2 separate regions of the Homo sapiens genome follow, and region 1 is linked to region 2. Evidence: read pairs that join two places in POLR2A ChIA-PET (ENCODE). Cell type or tissue: IMR-90. All regions are shown on one strand.

Evidence for each region. Peaks named below come from ENCODE experiments on the same cell type or tissue, not always from the same donor. Only the 100,000 strongest peaks of a DNase experiment are listed, where the experiment ranks them.
Region 1: POLR2A ChIA-PET joins it to region 2 with 5 read pairs; 3 of 35 experiments call an interaction of 5 or more read pairs at or near these places.

What each region holds. Positions count from the first base shown.
Region 1 is chr1:28,621,691-28,624,190 of GRCh38, forward strand. TAF12 (TATA-box binding protein associated factor 12) reads right to left here. Exons shown (of 6, transcript NM_005644.4): 2 at 224-475. The coding sequence starts at 391. Among named protein-coding and RNA genes, the nearest start is that of TAF12, 20 kb to the right of the region's middle. In IMR-90, no CTCF peak of the experiment used is centred here; no DNase peak of the experiment used is centred here.
Region 2 is chr1:28,454,722-28,457,221 of GRCh38, forward strand. The region is part of intron 2 of PHACTR4 (phosphatase and actin regulator 4); the gene reads left to right. Among named protein-coding and RNA genes, the nearest start is that of SNHG3, 50 kb to the right of the region's middle. In IMR-90, no CTCF peak of the experiment used is centred here; a DNase peak (open chromatin) is centred at 1,520; H3K27ac peaks cover 287 bases.

The DNA.
Region 1 (2,500 bases), 170 kb after region 2:
ACTTGAATCTGTGTCTCCTGAATTGGGAGTCCTCAAATTTGGCCCAAATAAACTCTCTACTTATATTAAAACAAACAAAAAAAGTTAGAAATCCAAAAGAGGGAAAAGACCTTTTCGGCTAAGAGAAAAAAGCAGCATCTGAGATGGACATCTCTTAAAGTATTACAGATTGAAATAATAGGTAAGAAGTGGCTACAGAGAAGAAAGAGTAAGAGGATGATACCTGATTGTTTTCAGGGCTAAGACGACCTCCTGCCCCAGGAGTGCCTGGTATCTTTACCACTGCAGTACTATTGGCCATGGAGCCTTGTGGAGGGGTGCTGGCTGGTTCCGGTTTTATGGATGAGAAATTGGAGAGGTTGATTAGGGCTGAGGGGCCAAACTGGTTCATAATCTGCCGAGCTTTGGACTTCAGCTCATAGAGCTTATCGAGATCCTGTTTCTTTTTGGAGCTGTGAGGACCAAGGCCAATTAACTGGAGAAGAAAAGCACAAGAATTAGCTCTAGAAGAACCTGTAATAAAGGATGAATCTTGAGAGTAAAAAGAGGCCTGGTGCAATGGCTCACAACTGTAATCCCAGCACTTTGGGAGGCCCAGGTGGTAGCATCACTTGAGCCCAGTAGTTCAAGACCAGCTTGGGCAACATAGCGAGACCTAGTCTCTACCAAGAAAAAAAAAAAAAAAAAAAAGTAAGTAAAATGAGGTCTGTTAGACTTTGAGGGTTCTTCAGTATATATGGAATGGTGACCATTTAATATCCACAGGTTAAAAATTGAGGGAATGAAGAATGTTTATTACTCTCAGCTGATATTTAGAAACCATCTCATTTCCAAATATTAAGTGAAATAGTCCACAAAATTTAAACAAGGAAGCAAGTAAATGAAATGAAGAATCTTATGTACAAAAATAAACTAGGGCCGCGTGCAGTAGCTCATGTCTGTAATCCCAGCATGTTGGGTGCCTGAAGTGGAAGGACCACTTGAGACAGGAGTTCAAGACCAGCCTGGGGAACATGGGGAAGCCCTATCTCTGTAAAAATTTAGCTGGGGCTGGGTGTGGTGGCTCAGGTCTGTAATCCCAGCACTTTGGGAGGCCAAGGCGGGTAGATCACCTGAGGTCAGGAGTTCGAGAGGAGCCTGACCAACATGGTGAAACCCCATCTCTACTAAAAATACAAAAAAATTGGCTAGGCGTAGTGGCACATGCCTATAATCCCTCCCAGCTACTGGGGAGACTGAGGCAGGACAATCACTTGAACACAGGAGACAGAGCTTGCAGTGAGCCGAGATCACGCCACTGTACTCCAGCCTGGGCAACAGAGTGAGACTCGCCCCCACCGCCCCACAAAAAAAAAAACAAAACACAAAAAACACTTAGCTGGACATGGTAGCATGTGGTCCTAGCTACTCAGGAGGCTAAGGCAGGAGGATTGCCTGAGCCCAAGAAGTTGAGGCTGCAATAAGCCATGATCACACCACTACTGCATTCCAGCCTAGGTGACAGAGTGAGACACTATCTAAAAATAAAATGAAATAAAAATAAACTAGAGGCTGGGCACAGTGGCTCATGCCTGTAATCCCAGCACTTTGGGAGGCCGAGGTGGGTGGATCACCTGAGGTCAGGAGTTTGAGACTAGCCTGACCAACATGGAGAAACCCCAACTCTACTAAAAACACAAAATTAGCCGGGCGTGGTGACACACGCCTGTAATCCCAGCTACTTGGGAGGCTAAGGCAGAAGAATTGCTTGAACTCGGGATGCAGAGGTTGACGAAACTCCATCTCAAATAATAATAAAAATAAATAAATAAATAAATAAATAAACTAGAATAAGCAAGACATTTTTGAGAACTTTGTAAAAATAGTTAAGTACTACATGCATTATTTTTAAAGTATCAAATAATGTTAAATTCAAATAAGTCATAGCACAATCACATCCTTTAAAAAAATCAGTCACAAAGCTTAAGAATACAGACTAGTTCATTCTGGCATTTCAAACATGCTTAAGTCTATGTCAGGGCTATGCCCAATAAACATAACTTTTAGCAGCTGTTAAAAGTAAACTCCTCTTTATCAAGAGCAATTTTTCTCTGAGTGTTAGCAATCTAAGTACATGCAGAGACCCTAGTCTGGAGCAGCTGAGACTCCTGAATCTTAGAGTCATGAGGCTGACTCTGTGGACGTCAGCTTGGGTGTCATCACGATCAGAAGCACATTCACCAAGTTCTGCTCACAGTAGCCTCAAACTTACTTACAGCTATCTGAGTGTCTAGATCTTTAATTACATCAGCAACAGCTGTGAGCCCGGTGAAATGAGAGGCAGCCATTTTCAAAAGCTACCTGTAAATGAACAACTGGCATCAAGCACCATCCTTGCCATGGAACCATTTTAGTTGAATGGCCTGGTACATCTTCACCAACCAGGATCCAAGCAAACTGGATGTGGAGAAATATATCTCCTTTTCCTTAGTGGGAGCCAAGACAAACATCTCCATCTCTT
Region 2 (2,500 bases):
TTTCCAATAACACATAATTGGAGATAATGTATTATAAATTTGGGAAGAAACAACTGTAAGCTTCTGTTGTTTATTTGCAACTTGGACCATATTTGAGATATATAGGAAAAGCATTAAATATAAATGGCCTAAACACTCCAATTATCCTACCACGTTGGGAGACTGAGGTGGAAGGACCACTTGAACCCAGCAGTTTGAGACCAGCTCAGCTCACTGTAACCTCCACCTCCCGCATTCAAGCCATTCTCCTGCCTCAGCCTCCCAAGTAGCTGGGATTATAGGTGCCTGCCACCATACTCAGCTAATTTTTTTTTGTTGTTGTATTTTTAATAGAGACAGGGTTTCCTCATGTTGGCCAGGCTGGTCTCAACCTCCTGCCCTCAAGTGATCCACCTGTCTCGGCCTCCCAAAGTGTTGGGATTACAGGCATGAGCCACCGCATCTGGCCTCATTTTTCTTTTTCTTTTTCTTTCTTTCTTTTTTTTTTTTTTTTTTTTGAGACAGAGTTTTGCTTTCACCCAGGCTGGAGTGCAGTGATGTGATCTTGGCTCACTGCAACCTCCGCCTCCCAAGTTCAAGATTCTCCTGCCTCAGCCTCCCGAGTAGCTGGGATTATAGGCGTGTACCACCACACCCAGCTAATTTTTGTATTTTTAGTAGAGACGAGGTTTCACCATGTTGGCTAGGCTGGTCTCAAACTCCTGATCTCAGGTGGTCTGCCTGCCTCGGCTTCCCAAAGTGCTGGGATTACAGGCATGAGTCACCATGCCTGGCCCCTAATTCATTTTTCTTCAACAAAGAAGCAGCCTATAGCCAGAAAATGTCTGCCTCTGTCTCTTTTAACCTCCATGAGGTTTCCAGATAATAATCTGGTATTGGGTTTAACACACCTGACTGACCTTAGGACCCTAGGCTGACCTGGAGAGATTTTTTAAAACAGATTCTGAAAGTCCTACCTCCTGGAGATTCTGTATTTTGAAAAGGCAATTGGGCTGATTCCAAGTATTTGGACAGATTTCGGAGTCTTGGAAATAATGTACTGTTTGTCCTGGAGAGTAGGAAAAAGAGGGGAAGGAAGGAGGGAGAATATGAGGATATGAATATGTATGTGTGAATTTGAGATAACTGAGTCAGGGCCAGGTGTGGCTCTACCCCAACACAGGAGGTAAGAGGAAAGAAGGACATCTGCCTCTAAAAGTTTTGTAAAAGTGAAAATCAAGCACATTTGCATGAGAAGCAAAGAAAATGTTGCTCTGTTTTTTGTATTCAGTGGCTTTATTTTTTTTATACATATTTTGCTTATGTATCAACTATTTTTTTTTTGAGACAAGGTCCCTGTATTAAGCCATTCTTGCATTGCTATAAAGAGATCCCTGGGACTGGATAATTTATAAAGAAAAGAGCTTTATTTGACTCGTGGTTCTGTAGGCTGTACAGGAAACATAATGCTTGCAACTGCCCTGCTTCTGGGGAGGTCTCAGGAAACTTACAATCATGAATCATGACAGAAAACCAACCAGGAATAAGCATGTCACGTGACCAGAGCAGGAACAAGAGAGCAAAGAGGGAGATGCCACATACTTTTAAACGACCAGATCTCACGAGAACTCACTCACTATTGCTAAGGCAGCACCATATGGATGGTGCTAAACTATTCATGAGAAATCCACCCCCATGATCCAGTCACCTCCAACCAGGCCCCACTTCCAGTACTGAAGATTACAATTCAACCTGAGATTTGAGCGGGACACATATCTAAACTATATCAGTATGGCTCTGTCGCCCAGGCTGGAGTGCAGTGGCACGATCACAGCTCATTGCAGCCTGGACCTGCTGAGCTCAAGCGATCTTCCCACCTCAGCCTCGCAAGTAGCTGGGACTAGGCACATGGCACCCTGCCCAACTAATTTTTTTTTTTTTTTAAGAGACAGGGTTTCTTCATGTTCCCCAGGCTGGTCTTTCTTTACCTAAAAAAGAAGAGAAGCCAGATGCTGTAGCCAGTGTCTGTAATCTGAGACATTCTCATAATTTCAACTATTTGCCTGTAATCTCAGCTACTCAGGAGGCTGAGGCAGAGGATTGCTTGAGTCCTGGAGTTGAAGGCTCAGTGAGCTGTGATTGTGCCACTGCACTCCATGCTGGGCAACAGAACGAAACCCTGTCTCTAAAATAACTAGATAAATAGATAGAGAGACAGATAGATAGATAGATAGATAGATAGATAGATAATCAGATTCTAGTGTATTTCATGTAAAGTGTTAAAGTAATTGAGACCCAGAATGTCCTTGTATAAGTCATGCAACTAGGAAGAGTCACTGTCCTCTTGTCATTTCCATCTTTTGCACTTTAGTAATGAGGATGCTATTTTGCCTAAGTCTTCTGGGCATAGCAAACTAATGCATCAGTAGTCACCATTGCATTTACTGTGATAATTACGATTGTATAAATCTAACCTTTATTGAAAAACTTCCCTAAACCTCCATCAATCAAGTGAAAAAAA